Regions from separate parts of the Mus musculus genome. Here region 2 is linked to region 1. A link is a contact called in ENCODE POLR2A ChIA-PET data. All regions are on one chromosome and are shown on one strand. The core of a region is the stretch at or near the end of the contact, and the rest is flanking DNA. Distances in the headings are between cores, read along the strand shown. Region 1 holds the start of Exoc3 (exocyst complex component 3). Region 2 holds the start of Cep72 (centrosomal protein 72).

Evidence for each region. ChIA-PET counts read pairs that join two places held with the same protein, here RNA polymerase II (POLR2A).
Region 2: POLR2A ChIA-PET joins it to region 1 with 16 read pairs in Patski. The contact joins the promoter of Cep72 here to the promoter of Exoc3 in region 1. POLR2A ChIA-PET finds 5 or more read pairs at or near these places in 2 of 5 experiments (Patski and embryonic stem cell).

What each region holds. Positions count from the first base shown.
Region 1 is chr13:74,206,586-74,212,328 of GRCm38, reverse strand. Exoc3 (exocyst complex component 3) reads left to right here and starts at 3,629. Exons shown (of 13, transcript NM_177333.4): 1 at 3,629-3,671; 2 at 5,232-5,422. The coding sequence starts at 5,249. Ahrr (aryl-hydrocarbon receptor repressor) reads left to right here. Exons shown (of 11, transcript NM_009644.3): 11 at 1-1,211.
Region 2 is chr13:74,059,676-74,065,418 of GRCm38, reverse strand. Cep72 (centrosomal protein 72) reads left to right here and starts at 3,134. Exons shown (of 12, transcript NM_028959.3): 1 at 3,134-3,235. The coding sequence starts at 3,157.

The DNA.
Region 1 (5,743 bases), core at 2,380-4,879:
GCCTAGCCTCCTGTCTCCCTCCTTTCCTCAAACTACACCAGTTTATACATTGCTTATGCATTTCTGCCAAGCATAGCATACCTTGTGGGTATTAATGAATAACAGCAGGTAAAATTTGAGTCTTCCACAACACTTCCTGTTCTAAACACATGCCTAGCTCCTAAGGGCAGGACATGCTCATACCACTCAAGTGTCTTCCAATCTAGTATTTCTCTCTGAAAGTCCTTAGTTATGTTCCCATTCTAAGTCATACTCATCATGCTACACACTTCCTACACAAGGAGCAGGGGACACAGTAGACTGTTATGTTTCAATGTATACAATATTTACCAAGTTTTCTGGAGACAGTGAAAAAAAAACCTAGGGAAAGGGACCATGAAGATGGAATTCAGAGACAGTATTAGACCAAGTGGCATGAATCCCAGCACTTGAGTGATTGAAACAGAAGATGAGCAGTTCAAGCCTACATCAGACCTTGTCTCAAACAAAATAAAACAAAATACATTACTACATATTTACCATCCCCTTGCTACGTAATCAAAGAAGAGCTGTGTCCCCAGGGAAGTCCCTATGTTCTCTGCCCAGGTACTCTGAACCTTTCAGATGTACCTCATCTGCACCCCTGCTGGGATGACTTACCAAATGTGGAGCGTGGGCAGCTCTCCAGGGCCCTGGGCTTCCCTGCAGGTCAGGCTTTGTGGACACTTGAGTTCTGCACTTGGATGTCATTTTAGCAGATTTTGTGTTTTGGGGGTACCACACCCTATGGCAAGCTTGGATACCTGGTGCCAATGCTGTCTAATGAAGATCAAATCTCCCCAACTTGCACTTTTGCTCATTCATCACAAATCTCCAGTCAGCTTGCACAGGAAGCGAAGAGAGGTTGTTCCTATTTTAGCATTTCACCATATACACTAACTACAAGTTCATGGTTTTTTGTGATAGCTAGCTTTTGCCTATATGGCTAAAAAAAATATCAAAAATTAAATGTAGTGAGAGATGGGCTGGGGAGGAATAAATACAAAGTGCCCTTATATTTGCAGATTCGACTGGGGGAAAGTCCTCAAGAACTTTAGGCATACACTACAGTGCAGCTGTCTGTGCTGTTTTCTTGGTGCTCTGTTTTAACAGAGAATCCAGATGCATTTCTCATGTGGTGGTTTGTACTACATTTGCAAAACTTGTGTAAAATAAATCTCATATTTCTATGTATTTAGTGTGAGATTGTGTGCCTTTTCCTTCAGAGGGTGTTTTGGATTCACGTTCTAGGATTGCAGAAGGGGATAATAAATGTGAAAGTAGAAAGGTTGGAGTTAAGGGTTGGTATTGGGTCCTCCTCTGCTCTCACGGGGGTGGGGTGGGGTCAGGAGCCTCCTGTGCCCTAGGACATCCCAGAGCAAGGCAGAGCAGAGGGATCTTTTCACCCAATGATATTTTTATTCTGCAATAGATACATTTTAACCTTTTTTTCTTTATGGCTCATGTACTTTGTATTTTCACAACAGTCTCTGTGGCTTTTGACAAAACCTGGGAAGTTGATGTTAATGTCACCATCCACAAATTTTTTCAGGCTTTAATTGGCTATTATGAGAAAACTTCCTCCACTACTAACCCCTTTGTTTCCTTATGTTTTAAATTTTCTCTTTTAACAGTTTCACCTTGCTTAATCCACTTACCTGCACTCATCTGAACATATTTGTACTTCCCACTCTGTTCTTAATTATGCATCAAGTCTCCCTTTTCCCACATTCTCTTCGGTCTGAAATCCTCTATGCTCTCTTCCTTGTCTCTGTTCTACTTGTTTGGAGGCTACAATTCTATCTCTTTGGTGCATATTTAATAACATCTACTGTGTAGCTCATCAAGAAGTCTGGCCTCTGAGAACATGAACAAGTTTTGGCCACATTAAGACTCACTTCTATTAAGATTGAGGGGGCCCAAAGAGCCCTTCTGGATTTTCTTTGCCAAAGGCTAGGCCTTAGCACTACTCTTCACACTGAAGAGGAGGAATCTGTCCCAAGTGCAGTGTCTTTGGCAGCCTTCTCTACTTCAGGGCCTAGCATAGCCATGTAGCCTTCTAGCCATCCCCAGGATAGATTGGTTCTGTTGTGTTTCTGGACCCACCTGTTCACCAAGGAAGCTCTAAGGTGATCATCTGGGTTTCTAGGATTCTCCATATGCTCTTCACCTACTTGGAACCCATGCCTTCTCCTTTGTGTGGGCAGGTGTAAAAATGGCTTTGGGGCTACTCTCCCTGCTTCAGGGCTGCAGAACCTTTAGTCACTGCTTCATTTTTTTTTTTCTTTCCCTACTTTGGCTCTGGTCATTCCTAGGCCTACCTATGAACTTACTTGTACACTCAAAAGTATCCTGAGCTTTGTCACTCTGTGGCTTACCAAAAACAAAAGCTGAGATTCTTATTTTATTTATTTAATTGAAAGGAAACAAGCTGAGTCATCTACTGAAGCAGTTCACATCTAACTAGGCTAGTTAACTGAATTCGTTAGGGAGCACCATGACTAAACACTCCACTATATAGTGGGCAGCAGGAGATTAGGGTTGGATATAAGGTAACTAAGGAAAACCGCAGCTTTGTCTTGGTAGCTGTGCCTCCCCACTTTGCAGTTAAACATTCATGAAGCTGAAATTTCTCCTGTTTTGTCATAAACTAAGGGGTCAGGGCACTTTCCCAGTTGCAACCCCTACACTAAGGGAGGGTCTGCATCTTTAAAAGACTGACTTCATCATATAATTTGCATTGTGGTTATGACAGGTTACCTATACTGTTCTTTCATTTACTGAAGATTTACCCCATCATCCATTGGCTTGGGAGAGCCAGACTTTGTAGTGATGTTATGGATAGGCACACAACTCAACAAATGTATGCAGAAAAGGTGAAAAAAAAAAAACACAACCAAACCTGTCAGGGTAGGGTTGTCATACCTGATGGGTGAGTGGAAGAACCTAAACCCCGCCAAAATTTACTAAAAGTTCGTAACAGTGTGGGGAAATCTCTGTATCTGCAGAGGTAGAACAAAGTTTCTGGCTGTTCTAGGTACCGGGGCGACTCGATGCTTCACTGCTTCCTTCAGCTGGAGTAATTCCACCAGCTGCTGTTTTGCTCGTGGTTTTGTTTTCTTCGCCGCTTCTACGTGCTACGCGAGCAGCTATCAGCAGGCAGCCCACTCTCTGTGGCACTGTCCTGAATACTTGAAATCTACTTGCTGTCAGAAACCTCTGGGGGATGAGGGCGAGGACAGCAAGAAGAAACAAATATACGAAATATAAGTAGTGGAATCTTGAATACAAGACACAGTAAAGATATGGAGAGGTGTGGAGAGACTAAGGTAGCTAAGGGGAGGAACTGAGCAAGGGCAAACCTAAGTGGTTAATCCGGAGAGAAAGGGTGGGTACAATAGGTGCTACTTAAAATAAGAGGGTCGGGAGAGCGCCAAACGTCAGACGGCGGAGCCAGGCCTGAATCTGTAATCCCTGATCCTGAGTCTGTGTCACCAGAAGCACAAGTTTCCTAAGAGTCTACAGAAAGATCGCCCGTACAGCGCCTTCAAGGTTACCCAGAGCCCATCCTTCCGCCCAGACGCCGGAAACGGAAGTGACCGCGTTGCACACTTCCGGTCCGGCTCCGGGAGGTGGCAGCGGCGTTGCGGACGGTGAGGAAGCTCTGCTCTGACAGCCTTGGGTGCCTGTGCGGTGGGCGGGGCGCTGGGCCCTCGACTGTGGCACAGTGTACCCCTTAGTGGGTTTGTCCTTGGCGAGGGACAGCATCGGCCGACGTTTCTGGCGGGATGCGACACCCTCTAGTGCGGGTCCCTGGGCGGGTTTGGGTTTGTCCTCGGTGTGCGTCCCTCCCATCTCCTTGGTCGGGGCTGCTTCTACCCTCAGAGTTCCCTTTTGCCCCAGAGGCCGGAAATCTGACAGTCCTCAAGCTGCCATTGGAAGCAGATTTGGTGGCGATCCAGTACAGTTTTTTTAGTTTTTGATTCTCTGTGTTCAGGTTTATGAGTGGACTCTTTCTTGCAAAGCTTTTTTGGTTTTGGGTCAGCTTTCCTTTTGCATCTGGCTTGTAACACTGCCACAGGAGTGCCTTTCACCTGTCAGCTGGAGTGGGGGACTCCATGCCAGAGGGATGGTTTGGTATTATGTTTAATACCTAGTCCTGTAAATAGAATTATACAAGTTTTAATGTTTTGGGAATGCTGAAGATAACATGTCAAACTAAAGCAAAAGAAAAAAAAAAAAGCCCGCAGTGAATCAGTCCTGTTAGAAGTGGTTGTGGAATCCTCTTTCTGTGGCCTGCTCAGATTTCCTGTCTGGGTACGAGTAATTTTATAGTCAGAAGATGAAGATGGTGTTTGCAATGCTGTTCCACTTGAATGAAAATGCAAAGAGAGAAATACACAGGGAGAAGCTACATAACTGGAAATGTACAATGGATTTTAGTGGTTTTCTGAGACTACTTGGGAATAGAGTGAAAGATTCCAGAAGGTAGGTCTTTATCACATCTGTGGCTGTTGAGTAGCTGAAATTAAAGGAAACAGTGTTATTAATTCCCTCATTTGCTGGATAGTCAGCAAATAGCCATTGTAGGTCCATGACTTGGATAGTATTAGATATTAGACTAAAGGGTGATTGACCGGGTACATTTGTGCTTAGGGGAAACAAGCTACTCAAGTAAGGACAATAAATTACCTTTTGCTGTCTTATCTTTGTTTTTAGAAGTGTTCAAAAGTAAGAAGTGGTATCTTGGCCACCCAGAGCAATGGTAAGGGAGTATAAGACTCGTGTTTGCCCACTGGGCTGCTGCTGAAGTGTAGGTAATAGTTGTTGCCTTCCAGTGACTAACTACCCCATGGACTTGGGCAGCACTAGGGTGAGCTCCAGAAATGAAAAGCTGATCTTTTATAGGGCTAAGAATTGTGTTAGAGCTGCCTTTGACATAGTCTTAAGTCCCTGTATAAATACTCTCTGTGTGACTGTCTTACGCCTGTGAGATATCCCTGCTTCTCTCTGTTAAGGTAAAATCTTCTTAGCAATTGAATTCTAAGGATTTGCAGTTTTGTTAAGGAGTTTATGACCCAAGTTCAGCTTTCATTTCTAGTTTGCTAATTTAAATGCCATAGAAATTCTCCATTAGTTGCATGGTGAGCACATGACCTTTGCATGTGGAGTCGTCACTTCATTTTGACATACCCTCTCCTTTGTGTATATAGTGTACCTGTGGTATGACATGTGCAAAGATTCTGCCTGCTTTTTGACAATGAAGGAGACAGACCTGGAGGCTGTTGCAACAGCAGTCCAAAGGGTTGCTGGGATGCTTCAGCGCCCAGACCAACTGGACAAAGTGGAGCAGTATCGCAGAAGGGAAGCTCGGAAGAAGGCCTCTGTAGAGGCCAGGCTAAAGGTAGGAGACCATAGAAATGACGGGACTGAGCATTTGTCTTGAGTTTCTCTTCGCCACTACCCTGCTTGCCTACCACCCTATTTTATGGAAATATATTCTCAACTGAGGTTGACTCAGTCTTGTGACAAGTTAACATAAAGTTAGTCAACACAGTATAGTATATATTATGTGTGTGTGTGTACATATACACTTAAATCTAGATTCTGTATATGAAAGCCTGGTATTTTTGTCTTTCTTCTTACTGTTTTTTCAAGTTCCTTTCATTTGGACTAGCAGTTCTCATCCTGTAGATCATGATCCCTTTGGGGATCGAGCAACCCT
Region 2 (5,743 bases), core at 1,885-4,384, 150 kb after region 1:
GTCCTGTGTTGTAGGAGGTCTTTAAAGGGCAAAACCACATGGATACCGTATTTCCCATGTGGTTTTGTGATTTTTCAAGAACTACAACTCTCAGCATTGCAGGAAGTTACCTGGTCCTTGGGCAGGTGGAGCTTACAAGTTGACTTTGGCTCTTACAGGTAACCCAGCTGCTATCTATGGCTTAGCCTTTGGTTCCTAGGGCAGGACAACGCCAATGGACCATCCTCACCAACTACATAACAGTGTTTTCAAACTCCTGGATACAGTGTCCCACTTCAGTAACTCATGGCCTGAAGTGACTTCAGCCTGGTCTTAGCTGACCTAATAACCTCTGACCCGGGTTAGTGGAACCTGGGTCACTGACTTTGAATTCTCACCTTTCCAGAAACAGGATAGAATTCAAACCAGAGGTGCTTTCTAAATGCACTGAGAGGTAAGCTACAGCTAAGCCTGGATAGAGCAGACTCCCTCCCTAGCCATCAATCAGCTGTGAGAACCAGTGACCTCACAGTTTCTCCACACAGTATATCAGAGATCGCCTCCTGCTCATGTTCCTCACTAAACTGTTTTCCCCCCGTGCTACTCTGGGCAAAGTATAAGAGCAGAATGTGGTCCCCCTCACTGGATTTAGCTTATGGGGAAAGGAAGATACAATGATACAGACCTCCAGGCTCACACCAATTATGTAAAGCAGCCATGGGAAGGGCATTGCTTGACATATCTGTATGTTTTACTGTATATGTGGGGGGTAGAAGTGGGAAATATATTGATAACTGCCAGGTATTAATGTTGATCTTAACTGGTAAAGATATGGCTAGGGAGAAGAGTAAAAAACAGTTACAACAGGGAGGTTAGCGGGCCCTAGATCAGAGCCTCCTCAAGAAGGGGAGCAATGGAGAGCCTCCTTTACCCCTCCCTCTACCCTTATTCCTGCTTCACTCCTTGAGATGGCAATGGTTTTTGCCTTCAAGGGTGACAGCCATTCTGCATTCAGCCACAGCTTTATATTTCTCTCATACAGCCCCTGCTTCAGTCTCCTCCTGATGGCTCTGACTGCTTGCTCGCGATCCTTTGTCTACACTACTGGGTTCTAACATTAGTCTGGGGATATGCAGTCAGAGCCAGCGCCTCTAGCAACTATGTGCCTTGCACCAGTGGGAGGTCCACCTATGAGCATGGAAGCATTCTTTTCAACATTGCCAACAGGCTGGTGTGGCTCCTGATTGACTTTAGGAGGAAGTACTGTGGTATGCACATAAGCCCAGCTTTTGTAACAGGAAGGAGAGATCTAACTAGCTAAGGAAACATACTAGAGTATTGCCCCTACAAGAGAATGAGGAGCGCTAACAATGTCATGTCACCCATAGCTCTAAGAGGCCCACTGAGGATGCAGGGCCCTCCTCCTATCTAAAACTCTCAGTCTTGATGGCACCTCCTCCTTTTACTCCCTATGGCCAAAGACAGTCATGGAGAAAGGCAGAAACCCTCAGGGGCCAGCTTGAACCTATATTTTCTTCAGGCACATATGGGTGGGTCAGCCTCAGGCTGCCCTGCCTCCCTCCTGGTCTTTTTGAAGATGACTATATATTTTGTGCCCACATGTTTAGAGATTCAGGCTGGAGAGTGAAAGCCTCCATGGAAGATCCTAGAAAACCACAAGGGGTATCAGGTAGAAAGAGCCAGAGAGGCCTCCTCTGCTCCCACCAATGTCCAGCTGGCCTAGGTTGTGGGTCTTAAGCAGCACATGTTTTGGCATGTCCTACAGAGAGAGCATACAAAAAGAAGCACAAGCCTTATACATGGCAACAGTGGCTCTTCTTACCCCATCTCAGACAGCTGATGAATGCCAAGGTTGGGAGCAGCATGGGGGGGGGGTGTGTATGTGAGATCAACAGAATGTTCTGGGTAGGACTGCCTGCCAACTCTCCAGGTAGTAGGGAAGACCAGGCTGTGGGACTCCAGCTAAGGAAGGTTCCTGCTAACCTCCAGGTCTAGTTGGGAAAGCTTTATGAACTATGAGGCAGAAGGGATTGTTCCTGATGTGACCCAGCCTGGCTCATCATCTCTATCTCCGAGTCACAACACTGTTCCTTGCTCTGTGTCTTCACCAGCACCAAATCAAGTTCAAGTGCTGCTGGCTCACTCCTAAACACCTCAAATGGAACTTAAGGACATAAAACAGCTTAAATGCATGTAGGTTTGGCCACAGTCTAATGTTACCACGGCAGATGGTATTTAATAAACCACCGGAAAGAGTACTTGGTAGTAATTAATCATTAGCATAACCTTTTACTGAGGCTTGTAAGAAATCATAGGCTTGTAGGAATCTTTGCAGGGTGCAAAGCTAATCCTTGTCCCTCTTTCTTCAGTGAAGATGTAAAACGTTAGTAAACAGAAACGTTACTTCCCAAGTTTCTACTGGCACTTTCATTGCAGTAGAAAAGCTGGTCTTGGGTCTGTCCCTGACAGACCATCCGTCTCCCCAAGGTCCCACTTGGACTCTGATCTTGGTCAGAGAAAATAGAATAAGAGAGGGTGATTGAAATCTGTGTTGTGTCCTGAGGCGCCACATGTCTTAGATGGCAAGCATACAAGCCTTAATTTGCTTCTGAAAAGCTTAGTTATCTCTCCAATGCCTGGAAGTTATTAGTAGACCCCAGGTTTGATGAAAGGACTTTCAATGTGTCTTAGTTAGGAGAAATTTTTTTTTTTTTTTTTTTTTTTTTTTGCACACAGCCTGTCTCTCCAGCCACATGATGAGAACTTTTGGAAGTGCGTGGGGGTTGGCGGGGGGGGGGGGGGGGAGCATCTCAGGGGCTGGGACAGGAAGAAACCTTAGGAGAGAAGGCTCCTGGAGGGAGTAGGAAATGAATGGAAGTGGGAGTAGGTGCGAATGCCCCGGGCACTAACAGCTGTTTCCACAAACCGCACTGAACGCAATGGGGTTGTCCTGGGGAGGAGCCAGAGCAGGGTGAGGTTGCACTCAGAGCTCAGCGGATTAGGATGGCTTGGGTGAACCTGTCCCAAAGAAAGTTTTAAACACAGCCGAAGCTCCGCCCACCCTCCTGGGCCCGCCCCTTGCAGGCTTGGTCCCGCCCGCCCGTTCCAGATCACGTCACAGCGCAGGCGCCGCGCGCCAGCGTCCGGTTTGAAAACATGGCGCCAGGCCAGCGGTTGGTTTTGTGTGAAGAGACTGTACGAGAGCGCAGCGGCCTGGGTCCCCACCGCGACCTGGGTGCGTGGGGGACAGACTGGGTTGGCCTGCCGGGCCTGATAGCTCTGCCTCCGTGCGAATGGCACTTGACCACAAACGGTCTCGGCCCGTGGGGCAAGGAGGCGGGGCCGGCTGGGCGGGTTTGTGGGGAAGGGCGTGGCTAAGGTCCTGGAGAGCCGGTGGACGCGGCCTGGGTTTTCTGTGGGACCGCGGTCAGGCTGAGCCCCCCGCTTCTTTTTTGCAGCAGCTTTCATCTGTCTTCCTGGGTTCCTACATGGCATTTCGCTTATGAAGATGCAGGTCTCTTTTTATATGGTTTGGACATCAAGGCCCCATTACGTTTTGAGCAAGAGATCGTGCGGAATTTGTGTTGTGATTTTTTTTTTTTCCTTTTTAACTTTTTTCCCCTGGACTTTGACAGGGAAACCACGCAGGCCTAGAATTTTCCATTGTTGAAGATTTTCGATTACCATTTTTTAAATTCGATTACGATTTTTAAACTTATAGTGGTTTCACCTAGAGTGCATTTTCGTTATCTAAATCGTTTTTTCTTGATTGTCAACCATATCTACATAGAACTGACTACAGCATTCTCTTACTATTTTATTAATGCTTGTGGGGCCTGTAGGGATATTCCCCATTTTCATAAATGGTACTTAATCTGGCTCTATCTTTCAGTCATGTTGGAGATATACGGTTTTTGGTCATGCCAAAGACACCACTTTTGGGTTGGTTGATTTGTCTTCACTGTTTTTAAATTTTACCTTTTTCTCTGTGCTTGCTTTGCATTTATTTTCCTCTTTAGATTCTAGAAGTGAAACGTGTGGATTAAAGCTTGTTTTATAATTTAAATCTCTTAATCTGTACATTTCTCTTTACGTATCACATAGCTGCACACACTAACACATTTGTTAGTGTTTATATTTCTACTGTGTGTTAAGGTACTGGAGATAGAACATAGGGCTTTGCATATGCTAAGCAAATGCCCTGTCATGGGACTTCACCCCAAACGTTTTTTTAATTTTTCAAGTGTGTTATTAAGCCAAGATGACCTTGATCTCCATTTTTAACGGAACCTGGCCTTGGAATTTTAGTCCGACACTCAAGTGGCTAGGATTGCAGGCAGTTGCCACCATGACTGGTTCTAATTTTCATTGATTTTAATATGCTTTTCAAATATCCCTTTAGGTATCTTCTTAGACCTCCAAATTATTTAGTGATTGCTCACATTTTTATTCTTTAGGGATGTCTTTTTAACGAATTATGTGTCGGGAGGTTTTCTTGTTTTTTTGTGTGTAATTCTATTATTGTCAGAGAACATACTGTGTATGATTTTGGTTCGCTTAAGTCTGCAGAGATTGTTTAATGCCCAAGAATCTGGTTTCTCTTGGAGAGTGTTCCAAGTACATGTAAAAACTGTGTCAGGTTGATTTTATTGGCTGATAGTATTCAGGTCAACCAGGAGGATTCTCTGTATAAAGACTTTGTTATTTAGTAAGAGGGTATATTAGTTGGTTTTCTCATTTCCTATGTGGGGGAAAAAAAACCGACAAGAAGCAACTTAAGGGGCTGGCAAGATGGCTCAGTGGTTAAGAGTGCCGACTGCTCTTCCGAAGGTCCCGAGTTCAAATCCCAGCAACCACATGGTGACTCACAACCATCCGTAACGAAATCTGATGTCCTCTTCTGGAGTGTCTGAAGACAGCTACAGTGTACTTACATATAATAAATAAAATAAATCTTTTTTAAAAAAAAAAAGAAAAAGAAGCAACTTAAGAGTGAGAAGGTTTATTTTGACTCACAGCTGGAGGAGATAAAAGTCAAGGTGAGGAAGGCATAGTGGCTAGGGTGTAGGGTAGCTGTTCACATTGCGTTTGCAGTTAGGAAGCAAATAGCAATGAATACTAGTGCTCAGCCTGCTCGCCTCCATTATTTGCTCTTGCTTGCTTGCTTGCTTGCTTGCTTGCTTGCAAGTCAGGGTCTTTCTATGTAGCTCTGGCTGACCAGGAACTTGTAAGAAGTAGTGGTCCATAGCTGTAATCCTGGACTCAGGAACTTGAAGCAAGACGATCTAGCATTCAGGGCCATTCTTGGCTGTCTGGATTTGTCTCAAAAGCAAACAAACAAACAAAATCAAGAACATTTTAAAAAGACAGTATTCAGGGCTCTTGAGATAGGCACAGGCCCTGATGCAGTAGGATTTTTGCAGTATGAGAAGATTCTGTTCCCAGTATGACATGGGCAAGTAGATGTTCTAGCCAGCAAGTAGTGTGTAGGGAGGCAGGGGGTCCATGGCTGGAACATTACTAAGAGGAAATGAGGAAGCAGAATGTTGCTGTGGCCCTGGGGATAATGAATGATAAGTGATACAGTGAGGGACCAAGGTGAGCAGGCACCGTGGGCAGAGAATTCTTGGTGAAATGACTTATCAGGGTTCTCTGCTAACCTCTGAGTTATAAGAAGTGCACCAATGGGCCTAGGATAGCATCTATAAGCCTGACTTTGGTCAAGCAGAGTGTCTGTCAGTAT